2 separate regions of the Mus musculus genome follow, and region 1 is linked to region 2. Evidence: chromatin contacts called from ENCODE POLR2A ChIA-PET data. All regions are on one chromosome and are shown on one strand. Each heading gives the region's core, a stretch centred on a gene start or an enhancer-like site at or near the end of the contact. The rest is flanking DNA. Distances are from core to core; before and after follow the strand shown. Region 1 has its middle 130 kb from the start of Gm26685. Region 2 overlaps Atp1b1 (ATPase, Na+/K+ transporting, beta 1 polypeptide).

What was found. ChIA-PET counts read pairs that join two places held with the same protein, here RNA polymerase II (POLR2A).
Region 1: POLR2A ChIA-PET joins it to region 2 with 16 read pairs in Patski. The contact joins two enhancer-like sites. POLR2A ChIA-PET finds 5 or more read pairs at or near these places in 2 of 5 experiments (Patski and embryonic stem cell).

The regions. Positions count from the first base shown.
Region 1 is chr1:164,629,857-164,636,819 of GRCm38, forward strand. No RefSeq gene overlaps it. Among named protein-coding and RNA genes, the nearest start is that of Gm26685, 130 kb to the left of the region's middle. Within about 2 kb of position 2,063, at least 1 of the 3 ENCODE cell types and tissues checked has a DNase peak (open chromatin) inside an H3K27ac peak, as active enhancers do.
Region 2 is chr1:164,438,633-164,446,038 of GRCm38, forward strand. It overlaps Atp1b1 (ATPase, Na+/K+ transporting, beta 1 polypeptide), which reads right to left. Exons shown (of 6, transcript NM_009721.6): 3 at 4,563-4,718; 4 at 2,825-3,009; 5 at 667-750. Among named protein-coding and RNA genes, the nearest start is that of Atp1b1, 16 kb to the right of the region's middle. Within about 2 kb of position 5,187, at least 1 of the 3 ENCODE cell types and tissues checked has a DNase peak (open chromatin) inside an H3K27ac peak, as active enhancers do.

The sequences.
Region 1 (6,963 bases), core at 813-3,312, 190 kb after region 2:
TAATCATGCTGAGCAAGCCTCGCAGTTCTGACTGACGATAACATAACGCTCTGGCTAAGAGAGGAGAAAGCCCACACTTGCACAGATGCATCCTCATTCGAGTGGTACCCACGGCCTTTCTCCAGATCATCCCCACATGATGTGCCTTCTACATTTTACAGTATCAGTCCCTCTGGTGCTTCATCTTTAACCACTGCCAGGCTGTTTCCAGCCTTCACTTTCTTCCTTTGCCCCATGGTCTCTGCTCACCCCATACTACTCTGACTCCCTCCGTGTCTTTGTCCTTCTTCCCTCTGTCGCTGGCTCATGGATGTGGCTTACAAGTACTAACAGAATCCTGAGTTCAACTGTGGCCACTGGAAATAGAGACGAGAACTTTCAGAGTCCAGCACTTCTACTGTTACATTGAGAAGTACACCATAGAGCATCGTTCAATGGCAATCCCTCCATCTCCACACTACACACTAAGTCTGGGTGAAGCCGGATCACTTTTAAGATGAGAGTTAACCAAAATCTATTCTCTTTGGATTATCTTTACCTGGGAAATATGTGCTCTGAGAGCTTTTAATAAAAGAACTCCAGATCCCCTTCTTTATTATGTTTCAGCCTAGCTTTGAGAAGCACAACAGGTAAGCCGAAAGTAAATTTAATAGGAAGCTGAGATTTCGTTTCCCTGGCAACATTAATTCAGTCTTCTTAGAAATGGGAACGACACTGGAAGCCTTTGTTTCTGCATTGCCAGCTTTGCAAGGCAATGTGACATGTTGAGGCCTCTGGAAACAGAGCTGTGTAATAGAATTTGTTCTAGAATCTTCCTTCATGAAGTGTCACATAATTCCATGGGCATTATGCACTGGTTGATATTTACCATCTTGCAGGAAAAAATGGAAACAGATAAATCCTCAGTTGCTGTGACATACTACACCAAGTACACGGATCCACAGGGTGACTGGAATATGCAGAGCTGGGTGAGGAGTTTGCTGATTCAGAAACAAACATGGGTAACAAGACCTTTTCTGTTGTTCAAGACCCATAACCCAGTAGTTGTGATATTCAGGGATGGGGCATTGATGCATAGTATTCAAGCCATTCACATAGAAACATGTTACATCTGTGTTGGGCATTTCATCCACACTAGGGTGGGTTTCAGTCAATTATTCTTGAAGATACAATAATCCATTTGAATAATTTATCCTCAAAAAGTTTTGGTAAAATGTAGTCTGTCTTATATGTAGAGACTCAGGGATGGTTTTCTTCTGAGCAGCTTTATAACATGGTGTTAGAGAGGTAAGCTTCTCATGGGAGAGTGTCAGGATTTAAAACTTGGCTCCGTCATCTACTTGTTTGGAGTCTTGGGGAAGGTTTTGCTTTGTTCTAGCTCAGTAGTTTCATCCTAATGTGGTTGATATCCAGCGAACAGTGGGGCCATGGAAATGTGTACATGACTATACCTGTGAAGCACTGAGGTATAGAGCCTCAGCATTGTGCTTAGTTTTGGGTTAGACATTGAATTGTCATATTCTCCCATCTATATGTTGTTATGCTACAGGAAGAGAAGATAATTTTTTTAGACTTTTTTTTTTGGTCACTGGGAAATATTTCATAATAGACAGCTATAAAAAAAATCCCAACTAATTGCATGAAAATTTGGTGCCTTTGTTGTAGCTACTTCTTTGACAAATTGATGAGATAGGAGATTGTGATTCTGAAGAAGTAGGAACAGGGGGATCCAGAGGAGGAGGAGGAGGAGAAGGAGGAGGAGGAGGAGGAGGAGGAGGAGGAGGAGGAGGAGGAGGAGGAGGAGGAGGAGGAGGAACTGTGGAATCCAATGGTTTCCGGTTGTTCACCTCTCCACCCTCCAATATCTCCTTTCTCTTTCTTGAGTTTTTCTCATTCCCAGTAACTGGAGACCCTGCTTGGGACTGTGAACTGCTTTCATTCTGGGTGCTTCAGAGGCAGATCTGAAACATGAGTCTTCAGTATGAAGTTACTCATCGTTGATTATGCTGCCCTGCATGCTGCAAAAGGAAAACAAGATTACATCACAGCCCTGGCAACACCATGGATTCGGTGATCTGTGTGGGCGAGAAGTGAGTGGTGCTTTCAGCCGCAAGGTTGAGCTCAGGGCTGGGGGATGGAAAGGGACAAATAGCCTTACTTTTTATCTGTCTTTCTTAAACATTTGCTGTGCAGTTTCAGAAAATCCGAAGGCCTTGTATTCACTGAAGACTCTAACACTCACGCCCAGGATCCACTAAGAGAAGAAATGCTGTGTGTATTACCTCTTTGCTTACAATAGAGGATCAATTTTAGTTGATTAAAGTCATATTGTTGGGTGTTCTCTCCTTTCCTATTCATCCATATGCCACTGTTACTAAGAGTTATAGGCGAACAAAAGGTTTTCCGGTCAAATGTTCTTGGAAGAAGTCTGCCCTAAAACCAGAGCCTTGGAAGGATGTTCTCAATTGGTGATTTGGCCGGCAGCATTGCTCAGCATTCCCTCTTCTCACAGGATCGCTTTCCCCTTTATTCCTCAGCAATGCCACCCTTCCTCACATCTCTGCCCTCAGCAGATGCTTCTCATCTCATCCCAGCCCTGGCCCTCTTCCTAGCTCTCCCCTCCACTGGTTTTGTGAGTTCTGGCTTCCTCCTTCAGACAAAAATATTATTGTATACGTACAGCCTCTGTTTCCCTTTTGGCATGCTGTTCTCTGGAATCCATTTAGACAGTATTCATGGCTCAGTTTTAACATTTGTTACAGGACATCCTGCAGTACAAAGTGTGTTTGCATACATGTGTTAGTGGTTTCCCTATGCCTCATGTTTATCTCAAGAGGGTACCTCACCAAGTTTTACTTATGTTTGCTATTTTAGTTCTTAGAATATTGTTTACACAGAGGTAAAGAATGAAATCCTGCTGTATTCATAAAAAGATAAGCAGAGGTCTGGCTAGTCACTCTCCTGCCATGCACTGAGCACCCTTCTAGAGGGAGCCTCCCTACACATCCCTCTTCTATCCTTCGAGGCCCCAGCCTTCTCTCTCCTCTCCTTGTCTTTACTGGAGGTTTCTGATTTAGAACCAGATGATAGGAGATTCCAAAGTTCAGAAGAGAAACACAAATAATCCAAGAGGCCCGTGTTGGTTAGTTTTGTCAATTTGCCATGCACTAGAGATTGGTACTAGAGGTATCAGTTGAGCTATTGCCTCCATCAGACTGGTCTGTGGACATGTTTGTGGGAGCTATTTCATTGGCTAATAATCGATGTGGGTGATATTACTCATGGGTGGGTATATCTGGGTTGCATAAGAAAGGAAGTTTCCAAGCCGGTAAGCACCATCCTCTCTGGTCTCTATTTCAGTTCCTGCCTTGAGTTCCTGTCTTGGTTTTTCACTGATGGACTATAACCGCTAAATCAGATAATCCCCTCACCACAAACCTGTGTTTATATCACAGCAACAGGAAAGCAACTAGGGCATGCTCAGAGGCCAAGGCAATCTTATTTCTACAACCAACAAACTAACCATCGAGGGAATGGGAGTGTTCCTCTGCCATCTTTTCTTCCACATCCAGCATCCTGTAGAGTCTAATAGGGTGTAAAGAAGGCAAAACCAGAGAGAACTTCCGGTGCTAGCACAGTCCTCAACTACACATTATTTCAACTCCATTGAATCTCTGCTGTCTTCATATTTTGTGGGGTGTTCCTGCCAGTATTTCTTGATAACATCTTCTGCATTCCAATGGTGTCACAGAGGTCTTGGTCAAGCCTGACTTCTTCATATGGAAGATCACAGTTGAGAAATCAATATTTTGTGAGCATTTTAGTGGCCAGTAGTAGCTTGAGATTAAGTTCTATCATTCTAAGATGATAATAGTAGCATTTAATTGGCCTGAAAGGAAGCCAACCAATCAGATCTCTTGCTTTCTGCATTATTCAAGATTGATGCCCTGAAGGAGAGAACTAAGTCCTTTAAGTTGTCCTCTGACCTTTGCATGTGCACTGACACACACACACACAAACACACACACAGATACCAAATACATGGAAAAGACACATAAAACAATCAATTGACATATATCTTTAATTAACATGTATCTCTTATTATCCTGAAGGTTTTGAAGTTTCTCAGTAATTCCAGATTCTCAGCTCATCTAAACTATGTACCATTAGGTCTAACTATTATTCCCATATTATACCCATTTGAATAAGAGTCAGAATCTTATAAAGACTGACACATTAGTCCATGCTAGCCCAGCTAGTGCCTGAAAAACCTGAGTCTCAGATCTGGGGCTGACAACTCTGGGAGTGAAGCTTTTCACAAAGATTCTACCTGGACCCTGGTTCAGGCTGTTAACCCTACCTATCTCGAGGGCTACTGAGTGACCATTGGTGAGAGGTGGGAGGGTGTCAATGAGTTATCAGATGAGTTCTAAAAAGTCTATATTCACACAAAAGGTAAAATAAGGGATTACCAATAGTAATTTGTGTGGAAAGTTTTATCATAGCTTTACTTAAAAGAACAATACTCCAGCAGCAACATGTAATGTGAGTTGTATAAGCTCTAGGCTTTTCCAAGCATATAGCAAAATACATCTTGGAATTGCAATAAAATATACCTTCCTGGCATTTAAACCTTTAATTTATTTTGAAATTGTTAGTACATATAAAATGTTTTGATTTTCAGTGGTGACTCAATTAAATAATTTTACTATTCTTTCAGGGTTTTCCTGCAGTTCCCATAGTTTGAATTTTAAAAAAACACTTATTTGGACTTTATAATCATTGTAAATAATTTAAATTTCTCTTTCTAAAGTCCAAAAAGTGCATTGTGATCCTTTTAATGACAAGACATGACGTTTCACCTAACTGGGACGGTGATATGTTCTGTGTATCTCTAATGTAACTCAGTGATCTAGTTGCTTGGATTTCATCTCTGTTACTGAACCCCCCCCCCCATTGTTCCAACTCTGCACTAAAATATAACGGTGGAGCCCAGTGGTCCACGTGCTTAGCCCATTTCTTGTGTTTTCATGATTTCACTCTCACAGCACAGCCATCTCAGGACCGGGATTTCATGAGCATAAACTTGGAGGCTCAGATGGGGTGTGGCTCAGTGATAGAGTGTATACTGAGCAGACATGAGGCCTGGGATCGACTCCTAGCACTCCAAATGTAAAAAGAAGAAGGGAAAGAAGGAAGTAAGGAGGGAGGGAAGGGAAAAGGAAAGGAAAGAGAAGAGAAAAACCCAGAGCTCACAGGCTTTGTGATTCTGGCTCAGGTTTGAAACTTGAGATGTCCTTTCTTTGACAAGAGAGCTCAATTTCTAGTTCCCTGAGCTCATGTACACTCCAGCTAAAGGCTTCAGATAGCTTTCAAAACATAGTCTCATGAATGCAAGCAGCCTTCTCTTCTCAAGTTGTTGATATTTCCAGCCAGTGCCTCCAGCCTGGCTCTGGGCCTCTCCTGCACAGGGTTTGAGTTTGGCAGTTGGGAGATACTGCTTTGCTGTGACAGAATTTGGAGATGGACTGTTCCTAATCGTGCAGGTCCTCAGGCCCTACGATCCTCATAATTTTCTTTCTGAATAACTGCTTTTTTGCCTTTTGGTGGAGGAAGACCATAATCAAATTGAAATAAGCTATTTGTGTAAATGGTGGAAAATTTTTTGAAGGTTTTTTTTTTAAGATTTTTTTTTAAAGAACATTTCTAAAATGACCACCTCAAGCTATAGCCTATGTTCAACCAAACAGAAAATTTACCCAACTAGATTTTGTTTGCCTAAACCATGTCAGACTTTTCCTGTCTTTCTGTTTCAGAATCTTGTGGGACCCAAAGGGCATTGGCAACTGACCCCACTTAAGGTGGGAGGGAGGAGTAAGATGAGGAGTGGGAAGCCCGCTCGCTCCTTCCAGCCTCTCTCTGTTCTTGGACAAGAAGCTAAAGTGTTTAAGTTTGTGCTCTTTACCTAGACAGGGGAGACAAATCAGCCTCTGCTCTCTACAGACATTTTAAGGACAAAGAAGGTGATCTATGTAAAAGCACACAGAAAAATGCCTTAGAAATAATAAATACTCAAATAAATGTTAACGATGATTAATATGTTAATCTGGGAAAGAAAATGGAGATGAAATATCTTACAAAGCCATCTTTTAATACTGGTTCTGGAATGATAATTTATTAAAACAGAGTCTACATAAAGGTTAACTTTCTGCCATGGAGAAGCAGTTGAGATAATTGGTTAAATGGGAATGTTTAATGTCTGAGGGACAAATGGAAAAGTCAGATCTGTTTGAGTTTCAGTTTTAGTTCAAACTCTTTTTGGCAAGAACTACCATAGCAGCCCACCTTCATGGCTTTATTCTGCAAAGACTAAATCTAAGCACCCCTGGTTTGTAGCAGTTTGTTGACCAACTAGAGGCCTAAGTGTGTTCGATCACTACTTGCTTTGTCAAAGAAGAAAAATTATAAGAATTCTTTTTTAATTAATTATTTTATTTACATTCCAGATGTTGCTCCCTCCTGGTCCTCCCTCCCACAGTTCTTCATCGAATTCCCCCTCCTCTTTGCCTCTGAGAGGGTGCTCTCCCCTTCCCAGACCCCTGCATAGGCATTCCCCTTCCCTGGGGCCTCAAGTCTCCAACTAACTCCAGACAAGGCAGTCCTTTGCTATATATATATATATATATATATATGTGCCATGCGCCAGTCTGTGTATGCTCTTTGCTTGGTGGCCTAGTCTCTGGGAGCTCCCAGAGGTCTGGGTTAGTTGACACTGTTGGTCTTCCTATGGGGTTGCCATCCCTTTCAGCTTCTTCAATCCTTCCCCTAACTCTTCCATGGGGGTTCCTGACTTCATTCTAATAGTTTAGTGTAAATACCTGCATCTGTCTCAGTTGACTGCTGGTAGGGCCTCTCAGAGGACAGCCATGCTAGGCTATTGTCTGTAAGCACATCATAGCAACA
Region 2 (7,406 bases), core at 3,937-6,436:
AGAGGCTGCAGTGGCGTGCCTACCTCAAACCTCTCAGAAGCTAAGCCTATCAAGCAGTGGGTGGCGTGGATTGGTGACACCACAGGATAAAGGTCGGTTCTGGCCGAAAGCAGCCAAGAAGCATTCACGAAAGGGGGCTCTGCAAATGGAGACACTGAGGCAGAGACCAAGTAAGTGATTCTCTAAGCTGGCTCAGCCTCGCAGGAAGGCCAACAGTGAGAGGAACCCCTGGCTTTTGGACAGTGTTCAGCGACATTCTCTCCGAAGACTTACATATGTGTCCTTTATTTCTTACATCCATCTCTTGGCTTGGTACTGTAGCACTCATTTTTAGCATTCATTAAGAGTGAAAAAAGAAAGTTGGCCTCAGAATTTAACACATGCCGTGGGCTAGCTCACCTCTGCGGGTCCATAAACCCACATTCTATTACATTAAATTCAGATATTTAGATACCTGTGTTTCTTGTGCCAGTAAACAAACTTGGTTTTATTAGTTACAGTTCTGTCCCTTTTAGCTTGTATAGTTACGATTCATCTTGGGAGCCTAACACCCAAAAGTAGTTCCTTGCATTAAAACTGTCCCTTTAACTGTGAGGAGTCTCACCCACTCCTCTTGCCCCGCCCCACTTCCCCTCCCGCCCTCAGTAGCCCCGAAAGCGTTCTCACCTTGCCAGTGCACTGAACAGGCAGGACATTTGGATTATACTTCATCATCAGTGGGTAAGTCTCCAAGGATTCATTCTTGGGAGGCTAAAAGTAAAACCCACACTGGTCAGCAAAAGATACTTTTTTTTCTGAAAACTAAAACTCAGCTGTAGTCCAAAGAAATGGACATGTTGACAGTAAGCTGCTGAAATAATAAGACACGTCAGGAAGGCAAATGCGTGATCCACCTTGTCAATCTGAGACAACTTAGATCTGTTTGAAGTGAGCACTACAAACGAGCTGTGGCACAGCCTACTACTGTAGCTAACACAGCGCCAGCCTACTGTAAACCTGACTAGGGACAATGAGAAGCTAACTGGGTGCCTGCTAAGATGGCAGTCACCACATGGAGTGTCCAGTGCACCTCTAGTGCAAGAGCTGGACTTGTATACTGAGGCAAGGGTAAATATGTCGGGCTTTTCCTCAACAATGCTGTCTTCAAACAGGCTTTCACCCTCCGCTAAGACTGGGGGCAGTCTGAAAACAACAGTTACAGCCAAATGCACAGCCTTCCTCCTCCATCCCTGGCCCATCTAGCTCCAAAGGCTGATGAATATGGATTGCTGGAGAGCAGCCATTTGCTTACTCAGGTTAGCCCTGCATCTGAGCCTTGACCTAAGATATGGAGTGTAGATTTGACTCTTTTAGGGGGCTTTCTGCTACCAATACATCTACCTTGAAAACTTGGAATAGAAAACACTTATTGATCAAAGAGGTGGTCAGAATCTGTCCTCCGAAGACAGGAACCAGGCACACCAATGGGAATGATGAGTCACAGCACTCCAACAACAACAACAAAACAACCCGATCCCACTGACAAGCTAGCAGGGGATTTGGGTAGGAGGGACAAATAAGAAGCAGCAATGTATTAACTGGGGACCAAAATATTGAAGGAGTCAATGTCCGTCACAGAACAGGACATTCAGATGTAGAAGACAGAACTCACACAGTGGGCCAGGCTGTGGCTCTGTGACACAGGTGCCACTGAAAGTGATGAGCGGTATTAAAAGCAAATGACCGGGAGAGCAGAAACTGGCTTCGGGCTTCCTTCATAAACCACAGCAGTTCCTCCTTTTGCTAGATTACCCTAGCCATGTGAGTCAAGTACAAGCGTGGGGTAGTAGTCCTAACCACAGTACTTCCCATTGCATGCTTGTCTCTGTGGGAAGATTAAATATCTGTTGAAAGGTACACTAACATTCGCAAGAGATCCTTCAAGACAAGCAGCCAGCCAGCCAGCCACTGACAACTTGTTCCTGTCTCTGGTTGCATAAAGGAGCTTTGATGCATCTTTAAGGTAATATTCCTGCTGGTGTTGGTGGCACACATCTTTAATCCCAGCACTCAAGCAGGTGGATCTCTGTGAGTTCAAGGCCACCCTAGTCTGAAGAGTTCCAGGACAGCCAGGGCTGCCTACATAGATTCCGTAGCTCACAAAAAGAAAAAGAAAATCCACGTTTTGATTTGATTTCCTTTGGGGTAGCAAATATCACGGAAACAAACTGACATGCAAGAGAAACTGAGCAGTGTTCATGTCAGCCTTAGGGGACCCTGGAGACCAAAGCCACGCCTATGGAAGGATGGCATTGCTTCATTCATGGTCTGAGAAATAACCGTTCAGAAAAGATGAGACAACACCAGTTCTTTTCTGTAAAGAATTTCTTACAAAATGGTTAACAGTGACAACCTGCTGATCAAGTAATGGTCACTTGTTAGAAACTGTGTGGTTATCAAAGGGCAGAGACCGTGGTAGGTTCTAGGTTTAGTAATGAAATCATCACTCGGGGAAAAAACTTCTTTCTGATCAACAGACAGCATTTCTGAAATATCCTTGCTGCTCCTTTAAGGACCCAAGCCAAAAGCAGCACACAACCAGGAAACCCTCACGTGGGCAAAGAACTCTCTTATCTGGACACGAAGCAGTGAGCACACCACAGTCACATCACTGGGGAGACGGGGTCAGGAGGATGGGGAGCATAATAAGGCTAGCCTTGGCTCAAAGTGTCTGAGGCTAAGCCTGGTGTTACAGTCCTAACGGACTGCACTTCACAAGTCCCAGGGAGCATATTCTGAAACATCAGCTAGGCCCCCAAATGTGAGACTGTAAAATAGCGCTTGCCTTCGGTTTGAAGCCCAACACTCGGTTGAGCTTGATAATGATGCAGGGCTTCCCCTCTCTGTAGCCGTAAGAGTCATCATTGAGACCGGAGCAGTTCCCCAGCCAGTCAAGCTTGAACCTGCACACCTTCCTCTCTCCTCGTTCGTGATTGATGTCGCCCCGTTCCTTGGGTTCACTGGGAACATCTGAAAGCACAAACACATTCATAGCGTGCACCAACCGTTCGGCTCTGCACCGTGAAGAAAGAAAAGAACTTCTTGTTCCTTATCATTTCCCACTGGAGACAGGGCTACGTGAGGCCTGCGCTAGACAAGGACTTCCCACAAGCTGTCTGCTCTCTTCAAAAGATAAAGACGTATTAGCAGAGGCAGTCACTGGTGCGTGACCCCAAAGCCAACCTGCTCACCAGCTGTGCTTCATGAACAGCAGCGACTGAGGCTTGGCTGGTCTTTCTCTTCTTCTAAGGCAGTGATTCTTAGCTTTCCTAATGTGCTGTGACCCTATCACATAGTTCCTCATGTTGTGGTGACCCCCAACCATAGCATTATTTTCACTGCTACTTTATAACTGTAATTTTGCTGTTATGGATCATAATGTAAATATCTGTTTCCCAATGGTCTTAGGCCACTCCTGGGGAAAGAGACGTTCCACCCCAAGGGGCCCAGACCCTCAGGTTTAGAGCCACTGCTCTAATGGATCGCCTAGCTACTTAGGGCTGAAGGAAAGCAGACCATAACTTCAGCACCAGCAGCAGCAGCACTTTCACAGACCCACACAGCGATGCTCAGAAACAGGGACATTACAACAAGGACATGAATTTAAAAGGTTGTCAATACTTTCGAGCTGGAAGGTTTGGGTCAGAATTTTCTGGAGCTACGCCTCCAGTCGGAGGGGAAATGGTCAAAGAGAAGACGGAAGTCATCAGTTTTGTCTTTGGAAGCTGTACATTCTCCTCTCATGACAAGCACTGATTCAACTGGGAAATGTTCTTCACACTTCACGTAAAAAGCCAGAGAAAAGTGAAATGAACATAGAATTTTAAGTCAGGCTGTAGAAAAGCAATGCATATTCTCTGTTGTATATTTGATATATATTATGTGTACTGGCTAGTTTTGTGTCAACTTGACACAGGCTGGAGTTATCACAGAGAAAGGAGCTTCAGTTGGGAAAATGCCTCCATGAGATCCAACTGTAAGGCATTTTCTCAATTAGTGATCAAGGGGGGAGGGCCCCTTGTGCGTGGTGCCATCCCTGGGCTGGTAGGCTTGGGTTCTATAAGAGAGAAGGATGAGCAAGCCAGGGGAAGCAAGCCAGTAAGAACATCCCCCCATGGCTTCTGCATCAGCTCCTGCTCCCTGACCTGCTTGAGTTCCAGTCCTGACTTCCTTTGGTGATGAACAGCAATGTGGAAACGTAAGCTGAATAAACCCTTTCCTCCCCAACTTGCTTCTCGGTCATGATGTTTTGTGCAGGAATAGAAACCCTGACTAAGATATTATGTATGGCTATTCTTGTCATAATGGCTATTTCATTAACTCATTTCTCCTTCATGATTTCTCCTTGCTTATCATGCGTCCCTTTCTCATCGTCGTGAAGTAAGGTGAAAACCTTGTGTAAATTCTAACGAGAATTCCGTGACATTGCCTTTAAACTACTAAAGCAACGGAGCCAAACGACAACCCGTCCTTCTCAATAGTGGGACCACGTGCACCCATCCATCCCTGAGCCAGTCACTTACTGCCACAGTCCTCGAAAATCATGTCGTCCTTCTGGGCTGAATCCTTGTACTTTTCCAGGAACCTGATGATGTTTAGCACGTAGGCCTCGTAGCTCTTGGGGTCATTAGGACGGAAGGAGATCTCAGTCTTCTGGATCTGGGGAATCTGTGTCAATCCTACGCCAGGGAAGAGTCAGAAAGGCGGTCATTATTAGTAGGAAGGCGACCGGGAGGCGCCAAACGCAGGCGTTCCCCGCACAAACACGCTTCCCTCGCCACTCATTCCCACTTGGCTCACGGGATGGATTAAATCCCCACTCCCCTGGTGAATTCAATCCGATGGCATTTAGATTAGGTATCGAACTGTATCGATAGTGATGTAATATCGAATGTCATCCAGTTTCCTTGGCAACACGTCACAGTAGCATTAACCTGTTTTATGAACGAGAATGTCACTTGCAGTGAAAGGCACAGTGTTCTGTCCGAGGGGGCCAGAGAAAGCAGTAGAACCAGAATCCCAACCCAGCTGTGCAGTCCTCCAAGGCCTGTGGCTCTCTAGTGCCCTCCGATGCAATCACATTTAAAGCTGCGTTGCTAGCAGCCGCTGTACAGGTGGTTTCCCGTCAGTAATAGCACGGAAGTGTGGAGCCGACACCTGCCCCATGTTCCATGTCAATGAGTTAGTTAAAATCTCAGTCTCTCTAACCTCAACACTGCCCCACAGAGACAATCCTTTGGCTCGTGTAACCTAGGATAGATTCTTTCAGCTTCTAAGGAGGTGTGGGGGATGTCAAGATATATATGCAGTTGCCAGTACAGATGTCTGAGCATGTCAGCTCTGTCAGAGTGACATTCAAGACACATGATGTGGGTTTGCCGTCTCTGCTGTGTCTCTCCCGTCCAGAAGCCCCTGCCCTCGTAGTGTTTTCTACATGGGTTCCTGGTCTACACTACACAATAGCACCAGATCCAGGGCAGTGCGTTGGAAAGGCGATTACAATGGCATTCCATCCCAGAACTGACAGGTAAAGAGACCCAATTACATTCCAGTTCCAAATAAACATGAGACAACTCTAAGTAGGAATACACACTCTTGTGCAACAGACTTCTAGGTAACCAGCTATCCTGTGTTTTCTGTTGTGACATCTGGCATCCTCACTTTGTGTCAGGGGCCTGCTAGTCAAGAGCTATACCTGACCTCCTTCCGTCTCCTCCTGGCAGGTGGGGGTACCCACACCATTCTCCTCAAAGGCTGGTTCAACAGGTAGCCTCACAGGATCCATTCCAGACCTACCTGGGCATAACCTCTAAGCCCAAAGCACCCTTGGTTTAGAAGCACTGCCCTGGAGGATCAGCATTTGCTAGTGGTGACATCGGTGCAGACAATGGCATAATTCAAGTGGATGCACAGACAACTCGGTTAATTATTTATCAGCGCCATGTGTGGCACTAGAGAACAAGCCTTCAACACAAGTTACAGGCCATAGCTGTTAGTTTTTCTAGTAAGGACTGCCTTGAGCTTCAATAGTTGCTACATGGCCCAACTGCAGGAGCTCGGTGAACAGCCATGCAGAAGGATGGCAGAAGGGATGGAGATGAAGATGAGGAAGCAGGAGTAGAGGTGGGAAGAGGAGTGCTCAAGATGACAATGTCAAGACGGACGATAAGCACCTTCTTGGGCAGCCTGGTGCCAGAGGCCTTTAATTCCAGCATTCATGGATCCCTGTACGTTCCAGGCCGGCCTGGAACAAGTTCTAGGCCAGCCAGGGCTACACAGTGAGACTTTGTCTCACACCAAACAAACAACAAGGAATCTTGGGGGGTGGGTGGGTGAGGTTGCTCTGCAGGGAAAGCACTCGCTGTACAAGCCTACTGATGTGACTGGATCCCTGGGACACACATAAAGGGAGAAAGGGGAAACTGACTCCATAAAGTTGCCCTCTGACCTGCACGTGTGTGTACCATGGCACGTGAACACCTCAGATAACAGTAAGTTTTTTAATGTAAGGAATCTTCTTCAAAAGGCAAACGGCAAAGCTTAAAGGACACGGGGGGGGGGGGGGGGGGGGGGAAGGAACGCCGCCATTTCCGAATTAGCTCATAAATTCTGCAGCGTTAAATAAACGAAGGGCACGATGGTTAAATGTTCTCCCCCACCAATACCACCCCATTTTTTTCAAGACAGGGTTTCTCTGTGTAGCCCTGGCTGTCCCGGAACTCACTCTGTAGACCAGGCTGGCCTGGAACTCACAGAAACCCACCTGCCTCTGCCTCCCCAGCACTGGGATCAAAGGTGTGTGTCACCACACCTGGCTTGATTAAACATTCTGTAAGAGCTCCTAAGTCAGGAAAGATTCTTTTCATGTCTAAATCAATCTCAATATATTCTAGACATTTTTCTTTTTAACATTACATGGGAGGCTGGTCCTGTGACTTACCATTGTGCTATAAAGCAAAGCAGCAACAACCACTGACCTCTGCAAGGAGAAAGCCATCGAGGGCAAAGAACAGCAGTGGCCAGCATGGGACAGCAAGGGGACAGGAAGGGGACAGGGCCGAAACAAATAGGGTAGGCAGCTAGAGGGCCACCCACGCCTAGGCCGAGTTGTAAACAAGACGTAAGTCAAGGTGATTTGCTGACCCTGGGGAAGTGAAGGGCACAGGCCAAAACTAGAGAATAGAAAGTCAGGAGAATGAGGGAGTTTTTCTACAATAGCCCTGGGATCCTGAGAAAGTGGACTCTTGAGGGGTTAGTCATGCCTAAGAGCCAAGAGCAAGTGCCTGTGAATTTGTCAGGCAGAACTGGACAAAGAAAGGGTAGAACTATGTGCCCAGGATTACCACAGGGCCACTCAGCTTCCAGGG